Linked DNA regions of Homo sapiens: region 1 is linked to region 2. A link is a loop called in an ENCODE intact Hi-C map of the cell type or tissue named here. Cell type or tissue: PC-3. All regions are shown on one strand.

Evidence for each region. A loop is a pair of places that touch in the nucleus more often than their neighbours do. Peaks named below come from ENCODE experiments on the same cell type or tissue, not always from the same donor. Only the 100,000 strongest peaks of a DNase experiment are listed, where the experiment ranks them.
Region 1: it touches region 2 in a loop (5-fold over the local background); 13 of 110 quality-filtered maps call a loop at or near these places.

The regions. Positions count from the first base shown.
Region 1 is chr12:104,367,559-104,375,558 of GRCh38, forward strand. No RefSeq gene overlaps it. Among named protein-coding and RNA genes, the nearest start is that of EID3, 68 kb to the left of the region's middle. RefSeq lists enhancers at 1-439, 3,724-4,480, 4,481-5,238, 5,239-5,994, 7,557-8,000. In PC-3, no CTCF peak of the experiment used is centred here; DNase peaks (open chromatin) are centred at 3,983 and 6,723; H3K4me3 peaks cover 615 bases; H3K27ac peaks cover 3,492 bases.
Region 2 is chr12:104,196,416-104,204,415 of GRCh38, forward strand. No RefSeq gene overlaps it. Among named protein-coding and RNA genes, the nearest start is that of TXNRD1, 15 kb to the right of the region's middle. RefSeq lists a silencer at 4,776-5,070. In PC-3, CTCF peaks have their summits at 4,981 (motif pointing right) and 5,186; a DNase peak (open chromatin) is centred at 4,966; H3K27ac peaks cover 396 bases.

The DNA of each region.
Region 1 (8,000 bases), 170 kb after region 2:
GTCACAGAGGATTTGGTGATCAAAGCCAGTGTCCCTCAGAATTTTTCTTCACAGTGCTGATCATGGTGGGTGTGATGGTTAATTTTAGGTGTCAGCCTGACTGGGCTCAGGGATGCCGAGGTAGCTGATAAAACATGATGCCTGGGTGTGTCTGTGAGGGTGTTTCTGGAGGAGATTAGCATTTTTTCTTTTTTCATCTCTTAAATTCCTTTACCAAGACATTAGCATTTGAATTAATCTGGGTGAAGATCCACCCTCACCAATGCAGGAGGCACCATCCCATCTGTTGAGGGCCTGAATAGAAGAAAAAGGTGGAGGAAGGGCGAATTTGTTCTCTCTTTGGGGCCTGGGATATCCATCATCTTGTCCTACCTTGGACATTGGAGCTCCTGATTCGTAGAACTTCAGGCTCTGGACTTACACCAGTGACCTCCCCTGCCCACTTGCCATGGGCTTCCCTGGTTCTGAAGCTCTCAGACTTGGCCTGAATTACACCACCAGCTTTCCTGGCTCTCCAGCTGGCAGGTGGAAGATGGTGGGACGTCTCAGCTTCCATAACCATCTGAGCCAATTCCCATAGTAAATCTCCTATCTATCATCTATATATCTATCTATCTATCATCTATCTGCCTATCTGTCTATCTATCTATCATCATCTATCTATCTATTTACCTGTCATCTATCATCTATCTCCTGTTTCTCTGGGGAACCCTGCCTAATACAGTGGGATTATTTGAGTAACAACTTTCTCCTCAACCTGGCTGGACGATCCAAAATGATCAGGGCCACGTCTGTTGGACAGTGAGAGCATTTAGGGGAGCATGCAGCCCGGAGTCCAGGTTGAATCCTGGATCTGCCACTTACTAGCTGTGTGACCTTGAAAAAAAAGACTGAGCTTCACTGTGCCCCGAATCCTCCATAAAATGAAAATAATAGTAGCATCTGCTTTAGAGAGTGGGTATGTAGATTAGATGAGATCATACTTACAAAGCACTTAGCACAGTGCTTGGCCATACTAAGAACTTGAAAATGCTAATTGTTATTATTATTATTTACCTCTATGCATATCTCAAGGTCCAAAACAAAAGCTAAGTCAGAAAAGGAGGAAAAAATGCCAGATGCCGGGAGAACATGCCAGCTTCTGGAGTGAGATGCGGAGATTGGGGGATTAGCAGGAAGAAGAAAGAGCCACTGAAACCACCCAGTTATCCCTGCATTTATTTATCCAAAGACCATCACTGAAGGTCTTCTACTTCCAAGCCCCACCTGGGCTTCCAGCCTAATAGGAGAAACAAACCTTAAACAAACAATGGTGCATAAATCATGATTTCATTACAATTGTGATGAGTGAGGCAACATACGGTACAGAGGACTTAAGAATATTTTAACAGGAAAATCACCATAGCCCAGGGCTGGAGGTTGGGAACTGGGGAACTGGGGATAAGAATCCAGAAAACCACCCTGCCCAGCATGCAGAAGGGAGTTAATGGAGAAGTCTTGCTGGGTCGGCCTGTAAGGGATGAGTCCACACAAGCATTTACACAGGCAGAAGGAGGGCAAGGTCATTACATCCCTTTTGGACACAGTAAATGTCCAGTTGTCCTTTTCCCTGCCACTGTATAGTAAGATGGTGGTCAGGACCTGGGGGTGCCAATGACTGATCTCAACCATACCTCTAAGCTGAGAAGGGAAAGGTCACTGATTATTACTTAAGCCAGACTTAAAGAACAGTCCCAAAGCTTCTGACAGCCAAGACAATGTCCTCTTCGCTTTCAATGACAAAGGCCCAACTGAGTAACATATGAACATTGAGGGAGCCAACTGCACACAGACACTTGGACCACTGACCCAGGGAAACTCCTTAACTGCTTGAATGAAGTACCAGTCATTCATGGTCAATAGATTCTTCTGCTGCATGGAATTTCTGCTGGGCTGGTGGAGGCAGCTGAGAAATAATGGGGAGAGGCCAGGACAAAGCATGGAAAAACTTCAGTTACGTTTTGTTGGTTAACAATGGGACCTTCAACAAGACACTCATTGGCTTGGGTCTCACTTTCTTCATCTGAATAATGGAGATAATAACACCTAAGTAGGCACGTTCCTGGCTTTAAGTAACAAACACCCACTAACAGGGGCTTAAACAAATATATGTTCATTTTTCTGACATAAGGAGTCGCAGCCAGTTGGGTGTGGACATTGGAGAAGCATCTCAGTAATGTCAGAGGTTTTGGATCTGCTTCTTTGCAATTTTCTCATTCTTTCCCTCATGGTCACAAAATGGCTGCTGTAGTTCCAGCCATCAAGTCTGTATTTAGTAAGGCAGTAAGAAGAGGGGGTGAAAGATAGGACTGCCTCTCTACCCTTTACACAGCCATCCTGGTGTTGCCTGACACACTTTTGCTTTTAACTCATTGGCCAGATCTCTGTCCTGGGCCATCCCTAGCTGCAAGGGAAGCTGACAAAGTGAGTTTTAGCTTTTCTTTTCTTTTTTTTTGAGACAGAGTCTCACTCTGTTGCCCAAGCTGGAGTGCAGTGGCGTGATCTCAGCTCACTGCAAGCTCCGCCTCCTGGGTTCATGCCATTCCCCTGCCTCAGCCTCCCGAATAGCTGGGACTACAGGCGTGTGCCACCTCACCCAGCTAATTTTTTGTGTTTTTAGTAGAGACGGGGTTTCACCATGTTAGCCAGGATGGTCTTGATCTCCTGACCTCGTGATCCGCCTGCCTTGGCCTCCCAAAGTGCTGGGATTACAGGCGTGAGCCACTGCGCCTGGCCGAGTTTTAGCTTTTCTAATCTATAGAGCACATGAAGAGTGTCTATCTCAGCATATAAAGCAGAGACTCCACTAGGCAGTGAAGGAAGGTAGGCAAAATGGATGTGTGTTTCATATCTGTGCCCCACACCCCATCCAGGGTCCGTCTCTCCCCAGCAGTTGTCATAAGGACTCATTATCATTTAGCCATCATGCAGAATATCAGAGCTGCCAAAAGGGAAAGCAAAGTGAATCGTCCTAAAGCAGCCTGCTTTTTCTTTTTTCTTTTTCTTTTCTTTTCTTTTTTTTTTCCTATTTGGAAGGTTTGGATTTGAAGTAAATCATCATTAAGCAGTCTAAGTATTTCCTTTATTTATTTATTTATTTGTTTATTTATTTATTGAGACAGGATCTCACTCTGCCATCCAGGCTCAAATGCAGTGGTGCAATCTAGGCTCACTGCAGACTCAGCCTCCTCAGCTCAAGTGATCCTCCCACCTCGGCCTCCTAAGTAGCTGGGGCTGCAGGCACACACCACCACACTGGCTAATTTTTGTATTTTTTTGTAGAGAGAGGGTTTCACCACATTGCCCAGGCTGGTCTTGAACTCCTGGGCTCAGGTGATCCTCCTGCTTCAGCCTCCCAAAGTGCTGGGATTACAGGCATGAGCCACCACACATTTTGCTTTTTAAAGCATTTACTTTAAAAATCTCACCTCTTTCAATCCTCGTTCTGTTCATTGTTTGCTCCAAGTTCGAGGGGCCTGTCAGTTCTTCCTGCAAATAAAATCAGTGAACAACCCTGTAGGTACACTTCAAGGTATACAGGGGAGCAGAGAATGCCGCCTGGGTAGGGGCGAGTGTTACTTCAGCGGCAGGGAAAGCCTCTGTCAATATTTGCGAGGAAGAGACGTCTCCAGAAGTAAGAAAGGCCACATTATGGAAATGGCATGTTTTATGCAGGGAGACACTTGAGAATCAGGGAGAGTCAATAAAGGGGCTAAGAAGGGTCAAGAACTTGGGTTTGAGAATAAGGCGAGTCTACTAGTTGAGAAGGAGAATAAGGCTTCGGTAAGCCAGCCCCACCTGCCACCTTGCCACCCCTTTTTAGGAAATAAGGGACAGTTGCCAGGGGCTGTTTTGTGACATAATCTAGAGGTATTTATGCCAAAAGGACTGACGGAAATACCACCACTGCCAACCACGACAGCATCCTGGTTCCCTAAACGGATGGGCTTCTTTGTTTTCCTTTGTCACAAGGAATTAGAGGAATGTGGCTACACCCGCAGCTTCTAACACCAGCTAGCCTGGGTTCACATCCTGGATGAATCACTTACTGTGTAACCTCAGGCATATTGTTTAACCTCTCTGTGCCTCAGCATCCTCAGCTGGAAAATGGGGGTGGCAATAGCAGCACCTCCCTTGTGTGGTTGTCAGGACAAAATAAGTTAACTCAGGGAAGTAAGGAAAGTTAATTAGTAAATAAGTTAACTCTGGGTAAGTAAGGTATCGAGGACGGGGGCTGGCCTCTAGAACGTGCTGTGTTAGTGTTGGTGATTCTTACGTGTGAACCAGCAGCAGATGGAAGGTCTGGCCGTTGAGGGATGCTACTTTTTTCCTGACGATGACTATGAACGTCTTGTGTGGTCTAAGACAGCAGTCCTTTTTGGCATCAGGGACCGGTTTCATGGAGGACGATTTTTTCCACGGTCGGGGGGTGAGGGGGGTCAGGATGGTTTTGGGATGAAACTGTTCCACCTCAGATCATCAGACATTAGTTGGATTCTCATAAGCAGTACACAACTTAGATCCCTCGCATGCCCAGTTCACGATAAGGTTCATGGTCCCATGAGAATCTAATGCCACCACTGATCTGACAGGAGGCGGGGCTCAGACGATGATGCCAGGGATAAGGGGCGGCTGTAAATACAGATGAAGCTTCGCTCACTTGCCCGCAGTGACTCGCCCCACTTCCTGCTGTGGGGCCCAGTTCCTAACAGGCCACAGAGCGGATGAGTACCGGTCCACAGCCCAGAGGCTGGGGACCCCTTGTCTCAGAGACATCTTGAGAACCTCTTTATTTCCTCTTTGTTAATGCAAGAAGTGGTTTTGAAAGCAATTCATGCATTTTCAGGAAAGAAGGCAAAAGAGACTAGGGAAGGGGGTGGGGAAGGCTTACCAGGTGCTGTATACACGACAAAGCAGAAAGGCTGGGAACTACAACTCTGGAGTCAGACACATTTTGGGTTGAACTCAGTCACTGCCCATTAGCATAGTGATCCTGGAGAAGTCATCTACCCTCATGTGTGAAGGAGAAACAATGAATGCTCCTGGACCCTAGAGCTGCTCAGAGGATCCAATAGAGCAAAGATGTCAAAAGGCCAGCGCCATGCCTGGCACAGAGGAAGGATTCAATCAGTTAATTCAGCCATGCTGAAGCCACCATGATGTGACAGAAAATCAGCTTGCAGCTGGGGGAGCGGGATTTGCCTCCTGATCATCTGCCCCGGAATCCACCACCTTCCTGAATGGCAGTCCCAGCAGCGCCAGGGTGGAAGCAGATGCTGGCTGAGGAGAGAATCCTGCCCTTCCCCGTCCAGCCACTTCCAGCCGTCTCCCAGCCCCTGGGTGCTGCACGGGCAGTACCAAGACTTCCCTGGCCCGGAAGGACCTCTGACAAGGCCCTGGAAGCCCAGCAGGGCCAGGCTGGGCTTTGAGAGGAGATGAGTGTTAGGAGTGCGTGTCAGGTGGGGGAAGGGAGCTGTAAGCAGCAGAGACTGGCCAACCTTGCCCATGAGCTTTAGGTCTCCATCTATGTGTCCATGCAGAAGGGCCCCCAGAGGAGAGCAGCATCCCGGCCTCTGTCAGGAGAGGAGAGAGTTACCCGATTTAAGGAGCTCAGGAGAAAGAGTGAGTGTGCTCAGCTCATCCCTCCCCTGTGGGAGCCAGCTCCCACCAAGGGTGAAGAGGGTCAGGCCCTGGGGTTGGGGGTGGATGGAGGTCTGCAGAGGTCCCCCAGCAGCCCCTGTGAAGGATGGGCAAATTCGTTTGTGCACTGCAGTCTTGGCAGCCTTGCACATTGTCCCCAGCTTCCCGTTCCCCAGCCTACCTCTTTTTTTTTTTGTTTTTGAGACAGGGTCTCACTCTGTCGCCCAGGCTGGAGTGCAGTGGCGCTGTCTCGGCTCACTGCAAGCTCCGCCTCCCGGGTTCACACCGTTCTCCTGCCTCAGCCTCCCGAGTAGCTGGGACTACAGGCGCCCGCCACCATGCCCGGCTAATTTTTTTGAGTTTTTAGTAGAAATGAGGTTTCACCGTGTTAGCCAGGATGGTCTCGATCTCCTGACCTCATGATCTGCCCGCCTTGGCCTCCCAAAGTGCTGGGATTACAGGCATGAGCCACCACGCCCGGCCTCATCCCCAGCCTACCTCTTGTAAAAATGAGCTGCCACTTTGCTGTCCATCCCTGGGACCCTGGCAGGCTCCATGAGTAGGCAAGAGAGGGGTGTGGTTCACCAGCCCCACCTCCAACAATGTCGGGAAACTCTGTGTTCCATCTCCTCCTGAAGCTGGCAGCCCTCAGTGTATACTTTCTCAGCTGCAAATGCTACCATTTTAAACTCAGAGGATTTTAAAAAATATATTTGAGCCTCACACAGGAAGACCCAAAAATTATTAAAATATAGAACATTTAGACTGTGGGGCAGAGACTGCATCTGTTCTGTTCACTTACCCCTAGGTCCTAACATACATAGTAGGTACCCAATAAACATAAGCTTAGCAAATGACTGAAAATTAATTTAAGCAGCTCATATGTGAAAAGAGCATATACACAAAGATGTTCATTGCAGCATTGTTTATAATGGTAGAAAATTATTTTGTACAATCTGGTTAAGAAATCTGTGGTATATGAATGCAATGAAATGGCATGCTATTATTAGAATTAACAAGAGGACTATCAAACCAGGAGAACAGGTTTACGGGATGTTGCTAAATGAAATTTAATAATACTGTGATTTAAAGAATGTAAACGTGTATATCTACATAGATGAAGATTGAAAGGCCCATTTAGAGATAAAGTCATTGCTGTGTAAAATTAGCAGCAATTAAGAAACACCTTTGGTAATGTTTTACAGTGGATTCTAGAATATGTTTTAAACTCTTTTAAAGAAACCCCTGCAGTATTTTCTAAACAGATGAGATGGTGGTTTGCTATTTTCCAGAGTCCATTGAGTGAGCTGTGAAAGGCCCCATTGGATAGGGGGCTTCTGGAAATTTCCATCTCCCCACCTCCTGGTGGGTAGCAACTCAGAGCTGGCAAAATTATTCTTGGCAAAGGCAATCTCATGTCAGAAAGAGTTCTCAGTGCAAAGAGCCTTTAGCAACAGAGGTGCTAGAATCTGTGTCGGTGAAGCTTTGCAAACAGCAGGGATTCCACAGAGGCCTTTTCAGGCCTTTATTTCCCACTCTGTACCTTCTCCTCCTTCTTTTTTTTTTTTTTTCCCAAGTTTTGTAAACATCCCAGGGATGATTTTTGTACTCCCCCAGGTCTGTGGGAGTCGGATGAGATGGAAAGAGGCCTCGCATTGTCCCTGCAGACCTGTATCCCTTCCGGCCACCCCTGCTGCCCTCACACTCCCCTCCCACCACAGCACCCACCTGTGGTCTGACAGAGGACACCACACCTTTGCCCATTCTCACACCCCCTCCCGCTGGACAGCCCCTGTCCTTAATGAGGCAGCTTGATGTTTTGTGGGACCTGCTGGTGTCCTGCCCAGGGAGGGGTGTGAGGGGTGGTGGGCTGGCCTGCTCCTGGAACTGTAGCATCAAACTGTTCAGGCTTTCATTTGCAACAGCCACACACTGGGACACCAAAATAGGTCCCGGCGGAGATGTGGGTGGGGCTGGCCTGGGCTTGGCCCCACCCAAGTAGGGCGCCAGGGAGACAGAGTGCCCCAGCACCACCAAGGTGGGCAGAAGCCATGTGGGGCCACTGAGAGAAATTCCACTGAGGTTCCTGTTGGGCCTTCCTTCCACCCAAAGTTTTGGACCTTCTGCTTGAGTGAATTATAGTGGGAATTCTGGGCTTTGGCTTTGGGGGCTGCCAGATGAGAAGGGTCTTAGTGTTCAACTGGTCCCACCTGGCACTGCGGGAAAAGCAGAAGCTGTCACCTCCCAGCTCTGCCATTTACTAGCGCAAGTTGTTGAAGGCCATCGATTCAACGCCATTTAGGTGTGTGCTAAGCGTTACA
Region 2 (8,000 bases):
TTGTTGTGTTCTTGTCTGGTTTTGGTATCAAGGTAACACTAGCCTTATAGAATGAGTTTGGAAGTATTTCCTCCTCTTACATTTTTTGAAGTAGTTTGAGAGAACCGATGTTAGTTTTTCTTTAAATGTTTGGTATAATTCAGCAATAAAGCCATCCAGTCCTGAGCGGTTTCTGCTTGATATTATTGCTTGTTATTGGTCTGTTCAGGCTTTCTATTTCTTCATGGTTCAATCTGGCTAAGTTGTATGTGTCCAGTAATTTATTCATTTCTTCTAGATTTTGCAATTTGTTGGTGTATAGTTGTTCATCATAGTCTCTAATAATCCTTTGTATTTCTGTGATATCTGTCGTAATGTCTTTTTTTCATTTCTGATTTTATTTATTTGGGCCTTCTCTCTTTTTCATAGTCTAGTTAAAGGTTTGTCAATTGTGTTTATGTTTTTTAAAAAACAATCTTTCGTTTATTTAATCTTTCAAATAGTTTTTTAGTCTCAATTTCATTTATTTTGGCTCCAATCTTTTTTTTTTCCTTCTACTTATTTTGGGTTTGGTTGGTCCTTGCTTTTTCAGTTCTTTGAGTTTCAACATTAGGTTATTTATTTGAAGTCTTTTTATTTTTTTGACAAAGCATTTATTGCTATAAACTTTTCTCTTAGCACTGTTTATGCTGTATCCCATAGGTTTTGGTATGTTGTGTTTCCATTTTCATTATTTTCAATAAATTTTAAAATGTCATTCTTAATTTCTTCATTGACCTGTTGGTTGTTTAGGAGCATATTGTTTAATTTCCATGCACTTATGCAGTTTCCAATGTGCCTCTTGTTATTGACTTCTAGTTTTATTCATTTTGGTCAGAAAAGATCCTTGATATGATTTTTATACTTTTGAATTTGTTGAGACTTGTTTTGTGATCCAACATATGATCTGCCCTGCAGAATGTTCCATGTGTTAATGAAAAAAAAAGTGTATTCTGCAAGAGTTGGATACAGTGCTCTCTAAACATCAGTTAGGGACATTTGGTCTAGAGTTTGGTTTAACTCCAGTGTTTCTTGGCTCATTTTCTGCCTCGATAATCTGTTAACTACTGGAACTGGGATGTTGAAATCCCTTACTCATTGTATTGCAGTCTATCTCTCCCTTTAGTTCTATTAATATTTGCTTTATATATTTTGCTCCTCCAATGTTGGGTACATACGTATTTACAGTTATTATATCCTCCTGCTAAATTGACCCCTTTATCATTATATAACGACTTTTTTGTCTTTTTAAATAGTTTTAGTCTTGAAGTCTATTTTATCAGATATAAGTAGGCTGACTCTTGCTCCTTTTTGATTTTCATTTGCATGTAATATCTGTTTGCATGCCTTCACTTCCAGTCTATTTTGTCTTTACAGGTAAAGTCTTCCTTCCTTCCTTCCTCCCTTCCTTCCTTGCTTCCTCCCTCCCTTCCTTCTTTACTTCCTTCCTTCTTTCCATCTCTCTCTCTTTTTTTTTTCTTTCTTTCTTTTTATTTGAAATGAAGTCTTCCTATGTTTCCCAGGTCTCAAACTCCTGGGCTCAAGCAATCATCCCACCTCAGCGTCACAAGTGGATAATACTACAGGTTTGCCACACCAAGCCTGACAAAATTAGTTATTGTAGGTAGCAGATAGTCTTGTTTTCTTAAAAAAAATCTATTCAGCCACTCTATGCCTTTTAATTGAAGAATTTAGTCCAGTTTTGCATTCAGTGTGACTATTGATAGGTAAGAACTTGCTGCTGCCATTTTATTACTTGTTTTCTGGTTGTTTTGTAACTCCCGTCTTTCGTTCTTACTGTCTTCCTTTGTGGTTAGGTGATTTTCTCTAGTAGTATGTTTTAATTCTTTGCTTTTTATTTTTAATGTATTTATTATAGATTTATACGTTGGGTTACCATGAGGCTTACCAAAACATCTAATACATATAACAAGTTACTTTGAACAGATGACAACTTAACTTTGATCAAAATGAAAAGATGGGGAGGTGGGGATTGTTAATGGGTTTAAAAAAATAGAAAGAATAAATAAGACCTACTATTTGGTAGCACAATAGGACGACTATAGTCAATAATAACTTGATTGTATATTTTAAAATAACTAAGAGAGTTTAACTGGATAGTTTGTAACATAAAGGATAAATGCTTGAAGCTATGGATACCCCATTTTCCATGCTGAGATATTATATATTGCATGCCTATATCAGAGCATCTAATGTATGTCTATAAATATATATACCTACTATGTACCTGAAAAATCAAAAAGAAGGCCAGGCGTGGGGGCTCACGCCTGTAATCCCAGCACTTTGGGAGGCCGAGGAAGGCAGATCACGAGGTCAAGAGATCGAGACCAGCCTGGCCAACATGGTGAAACCCCGTCTCTACTAAAAATACAAAAATTAGCTGCGCATGGTGGCATGCACCAGTAGTCCCAGCTACTCAGGAGGCTGAGGCAGGAGAATCGCTTGAACCCAGGAGTTGGAGGTTGCAGTGAGCCGAGATCGCGCCACTGCACTCCAGCCTAGCAACAGAGCAAGACTCCATCAAAAAAATAAATAAATAAAAAGAAAAAGTTTAAAGAAAAAAGAAAAGAAAACAAACAAACAAAAGTACTTTAAGGCCAGGTGTAGTGGCTCAAATCTTTAATCCCAGTACTTTGGGAGGGCAAGGTGGGCAGATCACTTAAGCTCAGGAGCTCAAGACCAGCCTGGGTAACATGGCATCTCCACACACACACACACACAAAAATTAGCCGGGTGTGGTGGTGTATGCTTGTAGTCCCAGCTACTCAGGGGGCTGAGATGGGAGGATTACTTGAGCCCAGGGGGTCGAGGCTGCAGTGAGCCGAGATCATGCCACTACACTCCAGCCTGGGTGATAAACTGAGACCCTGTTACACACACATACAGAAAAAAAACTTGAAAAGTTTTAAACTCAAACTCCAATTCTCCTCTCCACATTCTGACTTTTTGTTGTCTCAATTTATATCTTTTTATATTTCCTATCTCCTAATAAATTATTATAGTTATTTGTGTAATATTTGTCTTTCAGTCTTCATACTAGAGCTATGAGTGATTTATATACCACAATTACAGTATTACAATATTCTAAATTTGTCTGCATACTGAATTTTACCAGTGAATTTTATATTAGCTTTGTGCAAAATTAATTGCAGTTTTGGCCATTGAAAGTAATGGCTGGGCATGGTGGCTCACACCTGTAATCCCAGCACTTTGGGAGGCTGAGGCAGGCGGATCACCTGAAGTCAGGAGTTCAAGACCAGCCTGACTAACATGGTGAAACCCCATCTTTACTAAAAATACAAAAATTAACCAGGCATAGTGGCAGTCACCTGTAATCCCAACTACTCGGGAGGCTGAGGCAGGATAATTGCTTGAACCCAGGAGGCGGAGGTTGCAGTGAGCTGAGATTGCTCTCCAGCATGGGTGACACAGTGAGACTCTATCCAAAAAAAAAAAAAAAAAAAAATTAATGGCAAAAACTGTGATTACTTTTGCACCAACATAATACCTTCAGATGATTTTCTTGTTGCATGTTAGGATCCTTTTCTCTCAGATGGAAGGACTCCTTTTAGCATTTCTTGTAAGACAGGTCTGGTGGTGATGAATTTCCTGAGCTTCTGTTTGCCTAAAAAAGTCTTTATCTTTCCTTCGTGTTTGAAGGATAGTTTTGCTGGGTATCACATTCTCAGTTGGCAGGGGTTTTTTCGTTTTTTGGTTTTTTTTCCTCCTTCAGCACTTTGTGTATGTCATCTCACTCTCTCCTGGCTGGTATGGTCTTTGCTGAGAAGTCTGTTGCCAGATAAATTGAAGCTCCTTTATGTGTATGTTATTTGCTTCTTTCTCTTGCTACTTTTTGGATCCACTTTTTGTCCATGACTTTTGAAAGTTTGATTATTATATGCCTTGGAGCAGTCTTATTTGGGTTGAATATGTTTGTTGATCTTTGGCCTTCCTGTATATGGGTATTTATATTTTTCACTAAGTTTGGAAAGTTTTCTGTTATTATTTTGTGGGAGCTTTCTATGTCTTGCTCTTTCTCAACTCCCTCTTGAAAACCAATGACACTTAGATTTGCTCTTTTGAGGTTATTTTCTAGATCCTGTAGTTGTTCTTTATCTTTTTAATTTTTTTTCTCCTCTGATTGCGTATTTTTAAAGCTCATTTATTTTTTTCTTCTTCATGATCGATTCTGCTGTTGAGACTCCGGTGCATTTTTCAGTTCAGCAAATGTGTGTCTCAGTTCCAGGATTTCTGTTTGATTTGTTTTTATTATTTAAATCTCTTTCTTAAATTTCTCTGATAAATTTCTAAATTGTGGGCCAGGCACGGTGGCTCACGTCTGTAATCCCAGCACTTTGGGAGGCCAAGGTGGGTGGATCACGAGGTCAGGAGATCGAGACCAGCCTGATCAACATGGCAAAACCCCGTCTCTACTAAAAATACAAAAAAATTAGCCAGGCGTGGTGGCACGCGCCTGTAGTCCCAGCTACTCAGGAGGCTGAGGCAAGAGAATCAATTGAACCCAGGAGGCAGAGGTTGCAGTGAGCTGAGACGGCACCACTGCACTCCAGCCTGGGCAACAGAGTGAGACTCTGTCTCAAAAAAAAAAAAAAAAAAATTCAAATTGTTCCTCTGTGTTATCTTGGAGTTTGCTGAGTTTTCTCAAGGTTGCTATTTTGAATTTCTGATCTGAAAGTTCACATATTGCCATCTTATTGGGGTTAATCACTGGTTACTTCTTGCTTCATCCATTTGGGAGGTCATGGTTCCCTGTTTGCTGTTGTTTTTATGCATATATGTCTAGGTCTTTCCAATGATGGATTGTTTATTTTGCTGTCTAGGTTAGTGTTTCTAGCATACGTGTTTTTAGAGGTTTTGTGCAGGCTGCCTGTTGATTCCCTTAGCCCTAGATCACTGCCTCCTTTTTGGCACTAGATGGCACCATAAGCCTAGATTTGCTGCAGTTCTCATGAAAGTTTGAAGTGCTGCCTGTCCTGAATTCAGGGGGAGGGTCCCAAAGAGAATGCCCCAGCTGTCTGGGGAGGCTGGCTAGGGGTTCATGCCCAGAGGACCTATGGCTCACACCTCCTACAGCATCATGCTCCTGAAATACGTCTCTGATTCAGTATCTGCTTTGTCTGAATGGAGACCAGCCCCCGTTTCACACACTGGGTTTCACTGTGTCCCCAACTGCCCTCAAGGGTCCTTCTCTCTATAGGCACTTGCAATGCTTCCCCTGGATTGAGGCAGGAATGGCTTTTGTGCATAGGAATCCAAGATAATGGGGAAGCAGAGTGTCCACTGAAATCTCAGTTTTCCCAGTGTAGAAGCCTTGAGTCCAGGATAACTTTTCCACATGGTGCCTGGCTGTTTGCAGAAATGGGCATCACAGAGAAAGAAATCTGTTTCTCCTACCTTCTGCTCACAGTTTTTCACTTCTCTGTGGCTCCAGGGATTATCACAGCTTCAGTTTTGAGTTCTGGGATATCTGTGGTGATAATCTTTTCTTTCTTTTAATAGGTTTTTGGGAAACAGGTAGTGTTTGGTTACATGGATAAGTTCTTCAGTGGTGATTTCTGAGATTTTGGTGCATCCAACAGTTGAGCAGTGTGCGCTGTAGCCAATATATAGTCTTTTATCCCTCACCCCACTCCCACCCTTTCTCCAAGTCTCCAAAGTCGATTGCCTTTGTGTCCTCATAGCTTAGCTCCCACTTATAAGTGAGAACATATGATGTTTGGTTTTCCATTCCTGAGTGACTTCACTTAGAATAATGGTCTCCAGCTCCATCCAGGTGAATGCCATTATTTCATTCCTTTTTATGGCTGAGTAATATTCCATGGGGGTGTGTGTGTGTGTGTGTGTGTGTGTGTGTGTGTGTGTGTGTAATTTTCTTTATCCACTCATTGATTGATGGGCATTTGGGCTGGTTGAAATGTTTTTGCAATTGCAAATTATGCTGCTATAAACATGCATGGGCCAGGGTGCGGTGGCTCACGCCTGTAATCCCAGCACCTCAGGAGGCTGAAGCGGGTGGATCACGAGGTCAGGAGTTCAAGACCAGCCTGACCAATATGGTAAAACACTGTCTCTACTAAAAATACAAAAATTAGACAGGGGTGGTGGTGCATGCCTGTAATCCCAGCTACTCAGGAGGCTGAGGCTGGAGAATTACTTGAACCAGGAAGGCGGAGGTTGGAGTAAGCTGGATCTCACCATTATGCTCCAGCCTGGGCAAGAGTGGGACTCTGACTCAAAAAAAAAAAAAAAGTTCCCACTCTGCCATGTGTCCTCTGCATGTCTTTAGGCAAGTCATTTCACCTCTCTGGACCTCATGGGGTTTCTGGGAGACACATGTGAAATAATAAATACAAAATGGCTGGAAAAACAGATAAAGAGTGAAGCAGGAATAATAATTGTATAGTTGCTTGACTCCTTTTCCCCATCCCTGGCATGAGGGAGGCATGGGACATCGTAAATGCTCAATAAATATCTGCTAAATAAATGGATTCTAGAGTCAACCGAAGGTAAAATACATGCTATTGTATGGAATTAGATTTGTTCTCACTCGGTGCACACCATGTTCTTCATTAGATGAATCAAATTTAAATACCACATTGAAAATTCTAGAGTCAACTTATTCCTCGATTGAGTTGATTCATTTCTTAAATTGCTTTCTTTGTAAGAGCATCATTAAATTGTGAACACTCTTATGTCCCATCTTTTTCCTTTTATTGCTGTGTAGATAAAGATTTCTCAGGACTGTTTTTCAGATAGCAGACAATATTGTTTTTAATATAGAATCCAGTCACAGGAGTATCTTTCCATAGGACACCTAGCTCCAGAAACTCAGAGTGGAAAGCCCATTTTAATAAAATAAAAATCAAATTTGTCCCCAAGCTGGTTGTCCTTTAGTCATTCTTAATCCTCAGTGTTTTTTTAGGCTAATCTGATTTTCACCCCTAGAAGCTGACTGATTTGTTATATCATTGAAACTAAATCCTCATTTGCATGACACAAGAAAAGCATCCTAATTTTCATCTTAAAGCTGTCTTCTGATTGTAAATGTAAAGATTCTCTCTAGAAAGATCCATAAGAACATGCTAACAGTAGTTGCCTCCAGGTAGAGGAATTTGGGGCATGGGGTAAGGTGGAAGAGAGAGATTTTTTAGTGTAAACTCGTGTGTGTGTGTGTGTGTTTGACAGAGTCTTGCTCTGTTGCCCAGGCTGGAGTGCAGTGGCACAATCTTGGCTTACTGCAGCCTCCGCCTCTGGGGTTCAAGTGATACTCATGCCCCAGCCTCCCAAGTAGTGTGATTACAGGCATGTGCCAGCATGCCCAGCTAATTTTTGTATTTTTAGTAGAGACGGGGTTTCACCATGTTGGCCAAGCTGGTCTCGAAGTGATCTGCATGCCTCGGCCTCCCAAAGTGTTGGGATTACAGGCGTGAGCCACCACGCTCGGCCTCTTTTGTATATTTTGGGGGAAAAAATTATGTATGTATTACTTTTTTTAAAAACCCACTATTCTTTAGGCAAGAACCAGTAGTAACCGTGTGTTTAACCAACTCTTAGTCACTGGGGGGAAAAAATTAAAATGGCAGAGAAAATTGTTCTTGTATTGGAAGACAAAGCCAGGCCCTAAGAAAATTATAAACTAGATGAAGTTTCTTTACAGGGACTAATGTGTAGGATTTCTCAACACTGTGGGACTCAGAAAAAATTGAAAGCAATTTATAGTTTTGCTTTTTTTTTTTTTTTTTTTTGAGACAGAGTCTTGCTCTGGTGCCCAGGCTGGAGTGTAAAATGGTATGATCTTGGCTCACTGCAACCTCTGCCTCTCGGGTTCAAGCAATTCTCCTGTCTCAGCCTCCTGAGTAGCTGGGACTACAGGTGCCCACCACCATTCCTGACTACTTTTTGTATTTTTAGTAGAAACCGGGTTTCACCATGTTGGCCAG